Regions from separate parts of the Homo sapiens genome. Here region 2 is linked to region 1. Evidence: read pairs that join two places in POLR2A ChIA-PET (ENCODE). Cell type or tissue: PC-3. All regions are shown on one strand. Links, peaks and the distances in the headings refer to the core of each region. The heading gives the core; the rest is flanking DNA. Region 1 overlaps SLC38A4 (solute carrier family 38 member 4). Region 2 has its middle 83 kb from the start of SLC38A4.

Evidence for each region. Peaks named below come from ENCODE experiments on the same cell type or tissue, not always from the same donor. Only the 100,000 strongest peaks of a DNase experiment are listed, where the experiment ranks them.
Region 2: POLR2A ChIA-PET joins it to region 1 with 18 read pairs; 2 of 35 experiments call an interaction of 5 or more read pairs at or near these places.

The regions. Positions count from the first base shown.
Region 1 is chr12:46,801,086-46,809,428 of GRCh38, reverse strand. SLC38A4 (solute carrier family 38 member 4) reads left to right here. Exons shown (of 17, transcript NM_018018.5): 2 at 5,635-5,826. Among named protein-coding and RNA genes, the nearest start is that of SLC38A4, 21 kb to the left of the region's middle. In PC-3, for the core only: no CTCF peak of the experiment used is centred there; no DNase peak of the experiment used is centred there.
Region 2 is chr12:46,905,291-46,913,633 of GRCh38, reverse strand. No RefSeq gene overlaps it. Among named protein-coding and RNA genes, the nearest start is that of SLC38A4, 83 kb to the right of the region's middle. In PC-3, for the core only: no CTCF peak of the experiment used is centred there; DNase peaks (open chromatin) are centred at 4,903 and 5,213; H3K27ac peaks cover 1,215 bases.

The DNA.
Region 1 (8,343 bases), core at 166-8,165:
TGACTCGGAAATCCTCCCGAGTTCATTAAAAAGTGAATGAGGAAATGTCGATGACACTATTATTTCTCTCTCTCTGCTCAGATTCCTTTGAAAGACATTTTCTAGTGAACATGCATTTCTTATTTCTAACATTCTGGATAGGATAGTAAAAAGGCCAGCCTGAACATATCTTTAGTTAGTAGGGATCCTGATTCTTTGAAGCATATGTTAGCATTATCACCATTTAGGAGGGCCCCCTTGCTTTTAAAGTCTATCCACACAGCATATTGGGTCACAGCTTAAACTACCGAAAGTCCAAATTTAAGCAAGATGATAACAGGTTTACAAAGTCCAATCACTAATGAAATTACAAAATCAAAATGCATCAAAATTGTTCTGGTAGGGACAGGCAGGAGTATGAAAGAGAGTCATGGAAATTAATATGCTGTGATCTAAGAAGAATGTAATTTTTTAAACTATCAATTGCTATGAACTAGAGAGTCAACCCAGCCCAGCACTGCCATAATATGTATTCTGTATGAAGAACTTACGTTAACAAGGTGAGTCAGTTTTCAGGAAGTATTGTTATACTTATTATAATTATACATCTCTTAGCAGTGCTGTTTTCTGAAGCAGGCATTTTAAAGGCTAGAAATTATTCTTTAAAGCAAGCTTCTAAAAGTTCTAATTTAACATTTAGAATTTCAGTACATTATTTAAGTTGTAATCACCCATAAGTCCTATAGACCTTGTTACATTACATTTCTGCTTAGGTGGAAGCCTGAAATGAACTTGTGATACTTTTCATTGCATCATTTCAGTGTGGGATCAATAAATGAAGTGGACCAGAAGGATCTTTTTCAAAGGTGAAAGGCAGAGGCAAAATATAGACATCATGGGCTGTTGTCTAACCAGATTTTTTTTTTAATTTAATTTTCTTGTTTTGTCAGCTGAGGCTAAAAGCAATTTTCTATTTAGGTCTGTGGCAAAGTCAATAAATTTGTCAACCTGAACCAAACTTGTTTGCTAATTTTGCAACATAGTAGTTGACTATTCAAACATTTCCAGAATGCTCCATTATATAACTGAAAAGGTGGTTTAGGTTGGGTTGAAGAGAGGGGCGTGCGATCAGCTAAGCAATTTCCTCAAAACTTGTGGGTCATTGCATTTCACTTGGTGGGGTTTCTTAGAATGGAAAATCAGAGCCTCTCCCAGGGGCCTGGGCTGAAAGCTCTTTGGGGCTTCATATTTGGGAGGGTCTCAAATTTAGATTTTTTGAAGGTATCATCAAATGATCCTAATCATGTAGTCATTTGTATTGTATGTGTGTTAAGATGTTGTTTTGTTAAATAGAAATGTTTAAAATGCACTACATTTTAGTAATCCCATTTTGGATTAAAACAATGCAAAGATATATATGTATATTTGGTGTCTTAAAAAAATAGAAGTGGCTCAAGCTTCCACGGAAATCTGAGAGGCTTTGCCAAAGCAAATTAGAAAATTATTGATCTTTACTTCTTTGTTTGCAATTAATTTTATATGTGGCTTTGGGGGGGGGGGTAACATTTAATTATCTCTTCTTTTCTTTCCAATTTTTTATTTTGTAAGTTGAGGTTAATAATTACAGAACCATGTAAAGAGATGCCTATAGTGTACCTAAGTTTTCATTACTTTACAAGTGATACAAATAATATGACAGCTCAGGTATAGAAGTGCTTGACTCCCCTTTATCATGGCAGAGAATTCTGCTATTTGAATAATTTAGGAAGATTTCTGTAACATTTTTCTATGGATTTTCTCTATTTTTCTTTTTTTGCAAGTATCTATATTAAAAGAGAAATAAAATGAAGAATTTGAAGTGCCAAAACAATGACATCAAAAAAGATCACAAATTCTCTTTAACACTGTAAGTCTGAAAACGAAAAGGCAGACAGCAAATCCATATTAAAGAGAAGTAATCAAAATATTGTTTCTTTCTGCAGTCCTGCTAGTATTTTCCACTTTTTAGGAAAGACCTGGGAGGTCAGATAGACATTTACCTATGATGTGATTAAAAAAATCAATTAGATCTTGAGTTTATGAATCTACGGTAAAAGGTAACTTCTTGGAGAATAAGGCATCATAAATACAATGTTGTATAGAAAAGTTAAAAAGAAATGGAAGCAAGAAAAAAGGGAGATGACCTAAAGGGAAATTGAAGTGAGAGCAAAGAAAAGCAATGACTACAGAAACAAAGGCATTACAAAAGTATTAAAAAATACATAATTTGTTTCTTAGTCATTACTGTTTCTAAATGTCTTCTTCCAATTTGGCTACAACCAAATTTTATTTTCAAATATTATTTCGTCCTATGACTAAAATTAGAAATTTAGGTATAGTCATGACGAGAACAACAGTTTATCTCTCCCACTGTCGTTGCAAAATACCATGATGGTCTAAGATTTTTTTTTTTAATTGTTGACTAATTTTAACTTGATCCCGCTGGAACTTTCTCTTTAAGGTCATTGTTGGAGGTAGAAATTTTAAACCATATAATCAATGATTTTAAATATGTATAAGAAAATTTCTTACTCAATGTACAGGTATAATCTGAATCACTGTATTTTGAGCCAACATTCTTGTATTTTCAATAGATAACATTACATTGGGATGTACATTCTAAGACCTTCTCTACACTATTTGAAGGTGATAGTCATAGATTGATGAAACGGGTGTTGAAATGGATGAATTATCACCATACGTTCTCTTTCTCTATGTAAGGAAAATGAAGATTTTATTGCTAGTTCTTGTTTTTCATAAAATGATCACTTAAAATTCATAGCATTGTGAGCTAGTGAAAGTGATAAAAAGAAATAGGAATACAAGAGAAAGAGTCAAATTACCATTGGTTCCAATTTAAATTTTGTCCATCTACCTTTCCTTCTGCCATTATTCTCAGATAGGCAAACATCACCAAACCCAAACTATCAGTCAACCTTCCTACTGGCCTCCTTGTACCCACCTCCACCTCCACCACCACCTCCACACCATCATCTCTCCTACATTTTTACTATGCTGATTTTCTTACTTTCTTCAGAAGTTTTCAAAAGATCTTCATCACTAAAAATCTGAGTTCCCTAGACTTAACACCTTTTGCAGTCTGTACTATTCCATTCTGTTCTCCTATTCTGCTCCAGAAGGTCTCTACTGGAGCCAGAATGATTCTCACTGTTGCCAGAATATACTTCTGGCATTTTAATTTTTAGCTTTTAATTTTAATCCAACATGCTAATTTACTGTAACTATTTAGTATACTTGAAGATCAGAATTACAAGGGTATTTTTCATCTAGGATGTCTTTCCTTTTCCTCTCCACCTACTAGAATCTCACATGGACTTTTAATAGCCGGCTCAAGGTCTGTGGGCTCTCTGAAATCTTGAATGTCCTCAGTCCCTAGGGACTCCTTATTTCCTGGAGTCCTGGAGCATGCTGTGCAGTTCTGCTGACACTAAGTAGGTTCTAGTCTGGGAAGCCAAGTCTCCCTTTATGTGGATGTATCTTACCCCCAGCCCCTACCCCTATAGACACACAGACCAAATCTCATATATCTATTCATGGTGGCACATATTTTAATTTCTTATGTGAAGGTCAAGTTAAAGTGTTTGTCATCTCATTCCCAGACTTGCTTCATTATTCACTACTTACGTATTTTTCATTTTATTCATTTTTAAGGTCTGCCCATATTCTGATGATTAGCTCTTTCTACTATGGTACATGAAACAAGCATGAGCCTAACTGAATGTTGCATGTGCCATGCATTAAAATTCAAAACAGCACAAGTCTATTAGCAAATGCGCATGAGATTACATTGTGGTATGATTTTAATAAATATTCAGAACATTAAATTATAATTATAATGATTAAGTCTGTGTTTTGCTTATGAAAGAAAAGTTATCGTGAGTTTTGTTGAGAGCAGACCATATATTTCTTCACTAATTTTGGCCACATCTGAAAATGTCAAATGATCTAGGGAAAAAAATAGTCAAATGATGAACCAGATACTTAATTGTTTTAATTTATTAACTTTTGCCAAATTAGTTTTCATGTGTATATATCTGATTTTTAAGTCAGTGTTAGAAAAGTTTTGTAATAAGAATTTTGCTATGTAGAGTAGGTTTAAAAGAAACATGATTAAACTCTTCAATAGAAGTCTCTTGTGTGTGCTTTTAATTTTTATCCAATGCTAATTTACTATAATTATTTACTATACTTGAAGATCAGAATTACAACAAAGCCAAAGCTTACAATTTTAGGAAGAGTAAAACTTTAACGATCTATACATTTATCTCCACCCGATTTTAAATGATATTATAATTTAATATCAAATTAACATATTGGAGTGCATTCATTCTTGTTTGATTGACCCACTATTAAATGAAATTTTACAAGAATAGATTTGATTTTCTAACAATTATTGCAATTTTTGCATGGTTAATCTTTTATTTATCTGGTAACTTTGCAAACAGAAAGAAATCTTAAATTGGAAACATCACTATTAAATGATGGAAATAGAAATTTTAAAAGGAATTTTTTTGAGATTTCCCTACCGTTAAAATTAGTACATTTGTTATTATCATTGTTCCCCTAGACCACAATACTTCTCGTCTGATAAAAGACAAAACTATGGGGTAACTCTAAAAAATAGACAATGAGCTAAGAGACAAGTAAAAGTAAGTTTGCAATACTATACAGTTAATAGACCAAACGGGCACATTTGGAAAGGAAAAAAAATTGTTAACTACACATTTTGTTTAATGTTTAATGTCTTGCATCGACTTAAGAATATCTTACTCGAGGAGCAATGTTTAGTTTTCTTTTATAGAAATAGGAATTGACACATCTGTTGTAATCTAGCATTGCTTCTGATTGGTTATTAGATTGTTCATTCATGTCATAAATACTTAAAAGGCAAAGAACCCTCAATTCTTGATTCGTTTGTGATTTGTTTTTCTTTCCTCACTTTCAGAATAGTTTCTAGTTGATACATTTTAATAGCAGAATAAATAAATGATTTGCCAACATATAAAATATGGCAGAGTTAAAAACCCTACCTCTGACATGTTGAGAGCCAAGTAGATTTTTTTTTTAATGCAGAAAATACCTACTTAAAAATTCTTTTAAAATGCCAAACAGCCTTTTGCCTACTCAGCACACTGCCGTTGGTGTAGGAGTGGTGGCTGATATTGGCCTGTGATTTCCAACTTCATGGCATCTTGAGTAACTGTACCGTTTGGAAGTATTTGTCATTCTGTAAAATTTTCTCTGAAAAGATCAACAACTTAAAAGAAAATAACTCTTTCACTATGTAATCAATATTTTCTGGAGATTTCGATTATGTTTCATTAAACAATCTGACCTCATAACTATTGTTACTGTATTGTTTTGCTTTGACTTCAATTCATAAGTCTTTTGAAAACGGAATATTTCTGGATTCATCAGTCAACCAACCTAGTAAAATCTTAATAGAGAATGACACCAACCAAGCTAAAACTTTCAGTGATTATTTTATTGTATGAAAGCCAAAATTCTAAAAGCAAATAGAAATTGGTGTAACTGATGTTTAATCCAAATGTACAACAGTAAACTGACTTAGCTTCTCTTTTTTTTTTTTTCAAGAGCTGACGCAAGTTGGACAGAAGGAGGTGTTGGGGTGAGGTGGTGGTGTTGATTGGCTTGTCTCGTTCACTCCCACTGGTCTTTAAATCAATGTCTAGATCTCTAAAGTTTCATATAAATCAAAGCTGTTACACGGGTCTGCCATTCCAAACAAGTCAGGAAAGCCTGCACAGGACTGGATAAATAATTAAGGTACAGCTGTTTTTACATGAATATTTGCAGTGTTAAAATAATGCTTACTTTCTTATTTTTATTGTGTTGTTTGTTTATTAATTAAAAATTAAAATGTTTGAAAATACTACTTGGATAACTTTTTTTCCTCATTTTAGAAATGATCAATTCAGTATAATGTCAAACATTGAAATTATTTACCCAGGTCCTGATTGCAGTTTTCTTTTACAGATAATTTTAGGTTTAACATAAAATTAGGACAGTGAATAATAAGAAAGGGAAACATTGCAAATACAGCCGGTAAAATGTGTTTAGTTATTTATATCTCCAGGTTGATCATGGACTATAATGAAGAATTGACATAATCTGTCTTAGGAAAAAATATGAAAGTTCAGAAATACATTCTCAATATTACACTATTAAAGATTTTTGTTTATCTTGAAAACAAATAAAACCCCACAAAATTTTTGACTAATCAAAGAAGGAACATCACTTCAGTGCAGCAGATGTGAATGGCTAAGAGTTTGGGCTGTACCATTATCAAATGAAAAAGAAAAAATGTTGTGTCTTACCTTTTCTTCTTAATTTGACCATTTTAGTTAAGGAGTATTTTTAGAACAAAGTTACTAAAAGAAACTAGGGAATTGAATGGAATATAAGCATAGCTTTAGATTTTGAAGGAGTAGAGTCAATTATCTAAAAGTAGAGGTGTTCTCCTCAAATTTATTAATCAGACAGAGGAGAATTCCCAGTGGATTTAAGTATCCCTGTACTTTGAGTATCTTACAGAGCATATGTGGATGGTTTTAGTTAAATGCCCAGGGTATAGTAAAACTAAGAGTGTTTTGTAACTCAGTGGAAGAATATTTGAATTGATGATATATATCACATTCATGAACACTGGGCTAAAAAGTTTTAGTTTTGACAAAGTAAAGAAATTTGGGTGTGTTTTTAATAAAAGATTGCCATTTAGTTTATAGTTCAAGATCCTCCAGTTTCGATTTATATTTAGATAGCATTCTGGGATTTTCTTGAAAGTATTTACATTTGTACTCCTAAGAAGTATATAAGCAACATTTAAGATCTGAAAAATGTAGCTTTAATGACTCAACTTTTGAGTTTTCTTTAAACATGTTATACAGTGTGCTTTAAGGTTATTGAAGCTGTTTTTTAGTTATGTGAGTTAGTTTAAAGAAAGTGAAAATAATTATTCTAAGAAGAAGAAAAAAGTACCTCTGGGAATGGTCCAGTATCTATTATAATGAATGGAACTTACTGCATCCAGAACTCATGACAGATTAAGTATCATGCATTAAAATGTGGAGCAGAAAGAGTTCACTATGTTAATATCATGTATGCTACATATCCCTGTGCATTCTGGAAACTACTCTTTGGGAAAATATGAACTAAAATTTATGTGGCAATTTATGTTTAAGATGACTATGTTTTCTTCTAAGAGCAGAGCTAGAAAGTCTGTAAACAAAATCGCATATTCAAATCTTATGACCAGTCCTTTATACCTCATCAAATGGCTGCTTTAATTCTTATATTAGCAAGCATGTAATCTTTTCAGAAATGGGAAAAGACCTTAGTATTTGGTTATTTATCTTAACTTTTCTAGTTCTTCCTAGATATTATCTGTAAGCTATATCTGAGTAGAGGAAAAAAGGAAATGCCAAAATATTAGCACTAGCAATAGGAAATAGTCAAGTACAGTTCTGCTGTTATTGTTGGTTTCTTCTTTAAGAGCTACCTCAGACTGAATACTTTTATGGAAGCTAATTTCTGTGAGAACTCATGCTATAGACCAACAAGCGCTCTCACTGACAAAATATGACAAGAATGGCATTGTTGGGGAAATTAAGATAATTTAATATAAAGGTAATATTAGACTGATTGTAGTGTAAAAGCTACATTCATTTATCTATGGTACAGGGTGGATGTAGATTTAAATAAGTTCCTTGGATACAAGATGATTTGGCTTTTAGAAGTTGCATGACCCTTGCTCAACCAAAGGGTAAATGATAGGTGAGGCTTTCTGCTACCTAAACCTAAATTTCAAAGTGAATTTGTCAATACTGGGTAGGCATGAAAGATGAGACAGATAGCAATGCTGGGAAATCTGCTCTGGCTATATTAGCTCCCTTTTTCACTTTCACTTATCAGGTAAAATAAATGTTTACAGTAACTAGGGAAGGTCAGAACTTTTGCTTCTCGACTCAAGGACTGTTTTGCTTTCCAGACTTGATGTCTTTCTTTAAAGTTGAACCATACAGGTAAAATTTAAGAAATTTACTGTTTTGACACCCTTACACCCTGAACTTCTTAGGTACCCATCCAAAGAACAAGACATTACAATGTTTAATAATTAGAATTTGGATATAAAGAATTAGCTACTCAGAACACTTAGATACCTTTTAATTAATATGATAGAAATGAAATTATTCTAATATAATAATATTCTAAATACTTGGTTTCAAGTTTTGACTTTGTATTTTCATGAAGAGTCAATTGAATTAACAACGCAGTTGAGCACTG
Region 2 (8,343 bases), core at 269-8,268, 100 kb before region 1:
ATTCATCTATGTGTCTGTTTTTATGCTAGTGCCATGCTGTTTTGGTTACTGTAGCTCTTTAGTATAACTTGAAGTCAGGTAATGATTCCTCCAAAACAAAGACTCTTGTTCTTTTTGCTCATAACTTTGGCTATTCTGGGTCTTTCATTATTTCATATAAATTTTAGGATTTTTTTCTGTTTCTGTGAAGAATGTCATTGGTATTTTGATAGGGATTGCATTGAATTCATTGATTGCTTTGAGTAGAATAGACATTTTAACAATATTGATTTTTCCAATTCATGAACATGGAATATCTTTCAATTTTTTATGTCTTCTTCAATTTCTTTAACCAATATTTTAGTTTTCACTGTAAAGATCTTTCACTTCTTGGGTTAAGTTACTTCTTGGGTATTTAATTTTATTTGTAGCTATTTTAGAAGGGTTTACTTTCTTGATTTCTTTTTCAGATTGTTTGCTGTTGGCGTATAAAAATGCGACTGATTTTTGTATTTTAATTTTGTATCCTGCAACTTTACTGAATTTATCAGTTCTAATAGTTTTTTGGTGGAGTCTTTAGGTTTTTCCAAATATAAGATTATATTATCTGCAAACAAAGGAAATTTGACTTCTTTCTTTCCAATTTGGATGCCTTTTATTTCTTTCTCTTGTCCAATGGCTCTGGCTAGGACTTTCAGCACTGTATTGAATAACAGTGATGACAAGTAGGCATCCTTGTAGTGTTGCAGATCTTAGAGGAAAGGCTTTTAGTTTTTCCTCATTATGATACTAGCTGTGGATCTGTCATATATGGCTTTTATTATGTTGAGGTATGTTCCTTCTATCCCCAGTTTTTTGAGAGTTTTTATCATGAAGTGATGTTGAATGTTATCAAATGCTGTTTCAGCATCAGTTGAAATGATCATATTCTTTCTGCTTTTCATTCTGTTGTTATGATGTATCACATTGATTAACTAGCATACATTGAACCATCCACACATCTCTGGCATAAATCTCAGTTGGCCATGATGAATGATCTTTAGTGTGTTGTTGAATTTGGTTTGTTAGTATTTTGTTGAGGAATTTTGCATCAATGTTTACCAGAGATATTGGCCTGTAGTGTTCTTTGTTTCATGTATTTTTGTCTGGTTTTTGTATGCAGTTAATACTGGCCTCATAGGATGAGTTTGGAAGTATTCCCTCCACTTCTATTTTTCAGAGTAGTTTGAGTAGGATTGATATTACTTCTTACTTAAATGTTTGTTAATATTCAGCAGTGAAGCCATCAGGCCTGGACTTTTTCTTTGCTGGGAAACTTTATTATGGCTTTGATTTTGTTACTTGTTATTGGTTTGTTCAGGCTTTGGATTTCTTCATGGTTCAATCTTGGTAGGTTGTATGTGCCTAAGAGTTTATCCATTTCTTCTAGGTTTTCCAATTTATTGGTATATAGCTGCTCATAGTAGCCTCTAATGATCTTTCAAATTTCTGTGGTATCTAATGGTAATGTCTCCCTTTTTATGTCTGTTTTTTTATTTTTAATTTTGGTCTTCTCTACTTTTTTTTTAGTCTGGCTAGAGGTTTGTCAAATTTATTTACTTTTTCAAAAAACCATCTTTTCACTCCACTGATCTTTTGTATTGTTTTCTTTGTTTTAATTTCATGTTATTTTTGCTTTGACCTTTATTATTTCTTTTCCTCTACTAACTTTGGGTTTGGTTTACTCTTGCTTTTCTGTTTCTTTAAGAAGCATCATTAAGTTGTTTATTTGAAGTTTTTCTTTTTTTTTTTTTTTTTGATGTTGGTACTTATAGCTATACACTCGCCTCTTAGCATTGCTTTCACTATATCCTATCCAATAGGTTTTTGTACTTTGTGTTTCCATTATCATTTGTTTCAAGAAAATTTTCAATTTCCTTCTTAATCTCTTCAGTGACTCACTGGTCACTCAGGAGCATATTGTTTATTTTCCAAAATTCTTCTTACTAATTTCTACTTTTATTCCATTAGGATCAGAGAAAATATTTGATACTATTTCAATTTTTAAAGAATGTTTAAATACTTGTTTTCTGGCCTCCCATATGGTCTGTCCTTGAGAATGATCCATGTGTTGAGGAGAAGAATGTGTATTCTGCAGCTGTTGGATGAAATATTCTATAATATCTATTAGGTTCATTTGGTCTATAATGCAGATTAAACCTGATGTTTCTTTGTTCATTTTCTGTCTGAATGATTTGCTCAATGCTGAAAGTAGGGTGTTGAAGTCTTCAGTTATTAATTTATTGGGGTCTCTCTCTCTCTCTTTAGCTCTAATAACATTTGTTTTATATATCTGAGTGCTCCTGTGTTGGGTACATATATGTTTATAATTGTTATATCCTCTTGCTGAATTAATCCCTTTATCATTATGTAATGATCTTCTTTGTCTCTTTTTAGAGATTTTGTCTTAAACTCTATTTCTCTAATAGAAGTATAGCTATTCCTGCTCTTTTTTGGTTTCCTCTGGCATGGAACATCTTTTTCCATCCCTTTATTTTCAATTTCTGTGTGTCTTTACAGGTGACATGTGTTTGTTGCTGGTAACTGATCACTGGGTCTTGTTTTCTAAATTTGTTTAGCCACTCCATATCATTTGATTGGAGAGTTTAGTCCATTTACATTTAATGTTATTATTGATAAGTAAGGACTTACTCCTGGCCATTTTGTTATTTGTTTTCTGGTTGTCTTATGGTCTTCTCTTTCCTCTTTCCTTCCTTCTTGCCTTCCTTTTAGTGAAGGTGATTTTCTCTCGTGGTATGTTTTAATTTCTTGCTTTTTATTTTTCATGTATCTGTTGTATGTTTTTAGATTTGAGGTTACCATGAGACTTGGAAATAATATCTATAACTCATTATTTTAAACTGATGACAACTTCACACTGATTGCATAAACAAAGTAACAAATAAGCAAAAAGAAAACTAATACAATTCAACACTTTAATTTCACCTTTCTGCTTTTTATGTTTTTGTTGTTTCTATTTATATCTTATTCTATTTATATTTCTATTTCTTGAAGTTGTTGTAGTTATTATTTTAATGAGTTCATTTTTTTCACCTTTCTACTTAAGATATGAGTAGTATACATACCACAATTACAGTGTTATAATATTTTATGTTTTCCTGTATACTATTACTAGTGAGTTTTGCACCTTTAGATGATTTCTTGTTGCTTGTTAACATCTTTTTCATTCAAATTAAATAAATCTCTTCAGCATTTTTTATAGTACAGTTCTTGTGTTGATGAAATTCCTCAGCTTTTGTTTGTCCGGAGGTCTTTATGTCTCCTCATGTTTAAAGGCTACTTTCACTGGATATACTATTCTAGGATAAAAGTGTTTTTCCTTCAGCACTTTAAGTATGTCATGCCACTCTCTCCTGACCTGAAAGGTTTCCACTGAAAAGTCTGCTGCCAGGTGTTTTGGAGCTCCATTGTATGTTATTTGTTTCTTTTCTCTTCCTGCTTTTAGGATCTTTTCTTTATCCTTGATCTTTGGGAGTTTGATTATTAAATGCCTTGAGATAGTCTTCTTGAGGTTAAATCTGCTTGGCATTCTATAACCTTCTCATATTTGGATATTGATATCTTTCTCTAGTTTGGGGAAGTTCTCTGTTATTTGAATAAACTTTCTACCTCTATCTCTCTCTTTATTTTCTATTTAAGGCCAATAACTCTTAGATTTCCACTTTTGAGGCTACTTTCCAGATCTTGTAGTTGTGCTGCATTCTTTATTCTTTTTTATTTTGTTTCCTCTGTGTATTTTTGAATAGCCTATCTTCAAGCTCACTAACTCTTTCTTCTGCCTGATCAATTCTTCTAGAGACTCTGATGCATTCTTCAGTATGTCAATTGCATTTTTAACTCCAGAATTCCTGCTTGATTATTTTAAATAATTTAATATCTTTATTGAATTTATCTTACAGGATTCTGAATTCCTTCTCCATGTTATCTTGAATTTCTTTGAGTTTCCTCAAAACAGATATTTTAAATTCTATCTAAAAGGTCACATATCTGTTTCTTCAGGACTGGCCCCTGGTGGCTTATTTAATTCATTTGGTGAGGTCATGTTTTCCTGTATGTTCTTGATGCTTTTGAACGTTCGTCAGTGTCTGGGCATTAAAGAGTTAGGTATTTATTGCAGTCTTCTCAGTCTGGGCTTGTTTGTACTTGTACCTCTTGGGAAAGCTTTTCAGGTATTCGAAGGGATTTGGGTGTTGTGATCTAAGCTATTGGCTACTGCAGCCTTATCTGCTTTAGGGGTCACCCCAAGCCCAGTAATGCTGTGGTTCTTGCAGACTCATAGAGGTACCAGCTTTGTGGTCTTGGGTAAGATCTAGAAGAATTCTCTAAATTATAAGGCAGAGACTCTTGTTCTCTTTCCTTACCTCTCTCACACAAATAAAGTCTTTCTGTGCTGGGCTGCATGGAGCTGGGGGATGTGTGACACAAGCACCGCTGTAGCCACTACCAGTGGGACTGTGCTGAGTCAGACCCGAAGCCAATACAGCACTGGGTCTCACCCAAGGCACTGTGAAACCACTACTTTGCTACCACCTATGTTCATTTAAGGCTCTAGTGTGCTACACTCAGCAGGTGGTGGAGCAGCCAGAATTGTGTTCTTCTCTTTGGGGTGACAGTAAGTTCCCTCGAGTCTTGGGTGGATTCAGAGATGCCATCTTGGAGCCAGCCTGGAGCTGGAAACTTTAGAAATCTACCTGGTGCTCTATTATTACTGCAGTTAAACTGGCACTGAAACTACAAGACAAAGTCCTTTCCACTCTGCCCTACCCTTACCCCAGGCAGAGGAATGTTTCCCTGTGTGCACCACCACCTCAGGCCCACAGGGAGTACTTCCAGGGTACTGCCAATGTTCACTTAAGGCCCAAGGGCTATTCTGTCATATTGTGGTGAATGCTGCCAGGCCTGTGACTCATCCTTCAGGGAAGTGGGCCCTCCTCTGGTGCAGGGTATGTCCAGAAATGCCATAAAAGAGCCAAGGCCTGGAATTGGGGATCCCAAGAGCCCACTTGGTACTTTTCCCCACTGTGGCTGAGTTCATACTTTTCTCAAGCAGAAGGAGTCTCTCCCTGTAGTCACTAGAGCTGTGAATATGCTAGGTCACACCTGAAACCAGCATGTCTCAGAGTCTCACCCAAGGTCCACAGCATGTACTACCTGGTTATCACCACTGATTATTCAGAGCTGAAGGGCTGTTTAGTCAGCAGGTAATGAATACTGCCAGGACTGGTTTCTTCTTTTCAAGATAGTGGGTTCCCTCCCAGCCCAGGATATGCCGAGAAATGTCATCTGGGAGCTTGGTCCTCTAGTGGGGCTCTCACGACTCTGACTGGTGTCTTTTCCTGCCTTGACTGAGCTGGTATCAAAGTTGCAAAACAAAGTCCTCTTTTCTTTTCCTTCTCTTCTCCTCAAGCAGAAAGAAGGGGTTTCTTTAAGAGCTGCAAGTTGTGCTGCCTGGGGTTGGGGGAGCAATGATGCAGGTGCTCCCTTAGCCACCCTGGCTTGTGTCTCACTAGGTTGAGTGCCCTCCAACTCCACTGGCTCTGAACCTAGCACAGCACTAGGACTGGTGGCCTAGACAGCCTTTCAACTTTATTTAGAACTTTATTTAGAACCCCAGAGCGCTGTAGCCCATGGTGGGGAGGCCTGTCAAAACTCAAGTTCGAACCCCTGGGATGGATGATTCCCCTCTGGTTATGGCTGGTCTAAATGCTCCCTCCGTGGGCATTGGCTGAGTCCTGCCTGGTGTTGGCATCACTGATTTCCAATGCAAAGTCCCACAGTCACTGCACTCTCCCTTCCCCAAGTGCACAGATTCTCTCTCTGTGCTGTAAGACTGCTGCAGGGGGAGAGGGGAGGGGTAATTTAGGCAATTTAAGACTGTCTTTCCTACCCTATTTAGTGCCTCTTTCAGTGATAGGAAGTTTAAAACCAGGTACTGTGATTGCTCACTTGATTTTTTCTTCTTATGAAGGTGCTTTTTTTGTGTGTAGATAGTTGTCAAAGGTGGTGTTTCTGCTGCGAGGATGATCTGTGGAGACTTCTACTGGCCATCCTGCTGTGCCCTCAGTCTAACTTTTGAAAGAGCTAAGGTTCTCAATTTTGTTACCATCCATGTTTATTTTTTATATACATCTTATTGTTGCTGTGATCAAATAGACAACCAAGTATTGTTTCTAAGACACCTATGATTCTATCTTAACCAACTGTCCAAATTTCCTCTGGCATTAAAAAAATTTTTAACTTTCTAAAAAAGGGGTCCTAAATATAGAAAAAAAAAAGCCCACAAAACGTTCAGGCCATCTTTTATACCTAAAACTATCTTTGAGATTTCCCAGATAGCCCCTGGAAAATTACAGATATTGTTTCTTTTAGTTTATAAAAAGAGAGATGCTGGAAATTAACTAGATTTGTTTGATGAGTTGCATGGGAAGATTTGTCAAATCAAGAGAGACATTTAGCCATCCCTGTGCTAACATTGTATAGGTAAAATTTTATTAATATTAATTTATCAGAAATTGTATGTTTTATGGTGAAGCCCTGGTATTTGTCAATATTTTCACTGTCCACAATATATTTTAACCCTAAGGAATAACACTGATAAAAACTCTAAGAAATAATTGTGTCAGGTTTTCCTATACTTACGAATCCTGGTAGTGCTTTACCTGTCTAATGAGCTGATGATTTCAGGCAACCACTGCATAATCAGTAATAATATTAGTAATTATTTAAAATTGTACTTGGATGAAACCTTATTCTTTTAATTTTAATGTAGTATTTCTAGTCTAGTAGCTCTCAATTGGGGATGCACATAAGACTTACTTATAAAGTGTTATAGCAGTACAGCTCTCTACACCCTACTCCAGACTTACTGAATCTTTTCACTTGTTATTCTTGGTATATTAGAAGTCAGGATAATTGTATACTATATCTCAAGATTTTTTCTCTATAAAAATTGTTTACCCATTTGTATAAATCAGATGTAACATTCATTGACAATAGACTTAATTGTTGTCAGGCACAGAAAGACAAATATTGCATGTTCTCACTCATACATGGTAGCTAAAATGGTTGATCTCATGGATGCAGAGAGAAGAATGATGGTTACCAGAGACTGGGAAAAGTAGTTGCGTATAGGAGGGGAGGGGTTGGTTAGTGGGTACAAAAATACAGACAGAAGGAATAAGATCTTGTATTTGGTAGCAGAATAGGGCAATGCAGTTCAAAATAATTTATTGGATATTTCAAAATAACAAGAAGCATGGAATTAGAATGTTTCTAACACTAAGAAATGAAGTGTTTAAACTGATAGATATCCCAATTACCCCTATTTGACCCCTACACATTTTATACTTGTATCAAAATATTACATGTATCCCATAAATACTACAACTATTTATTGTGTATCCATAAAAATTAAAAAATAGACAACTATTATCCCCAAAAATATTTTATCAAAAGCAATTTAATGGCAATGTGGAAGTAAGACCCATCTTCTTCATATGTCCCACCACACTCAAGGGGAGGTGATTATAAAGGGTAAGTGCACCACTGAGCAGGAATCTTGGCAGCCATCTTACTTCCCAATCCATCCCCATCAATACTTAAATCAGTGGAAATGGTTTTTTTAATCTTTAATTTATAGTTCAGTTGCCACTTTCAATTTTTTTAGGATTTATTTCTTTTTATAACTTCTCATAATTCAGGGTTGGAAGAGACATAAAAGTGATGTCAGGCTTGTCCGCTTTGTGACCCACACTCTGCTAGTTGTCCTCTCTGCTTCTTCCTGCCTCTGCTACTCCATCTCAGCCTCATTCACTAGTTCTTTGAAAATCCCTTAATATTAATATTCTCTGGGGTTCCATCCTCATCTCTCTGTTGGGAAAAGCTGAGTGTTGGGAGAAGCTGAGGCAGGGCTTGCATGTCTGACATAATGTAAAAGAGTCTTGGAACATGTCTGGGGTACAGAGCCTAAAACCCCTTGTGGCCTTTGGAACACCAAGCTCTGTGCTAAAGTGTGGAAGGCTACCCTGACACACCATAATCTAAGCCCAGGGCATAAAACCCCTCATGGCTTGAATAGAATCCAGGGCTCATGGCTCTGGAATGTGTCTAGACTTGCTGGCTCCTTGCTCCTTGCTCTCCCAGGATCGACTGTATCTTGAGTTAAAAGAACCTGCTTTCCATTATCTCAAGCAGAAGAACATGTTCCATGTGCCGCAAAGGAAATGCTAAACCGTCACAGCTGTAGATCATGTGCTTGCCCTTTCGACCCCCACATTCTCACACCCTGTTTCTTTGTTTGATCAC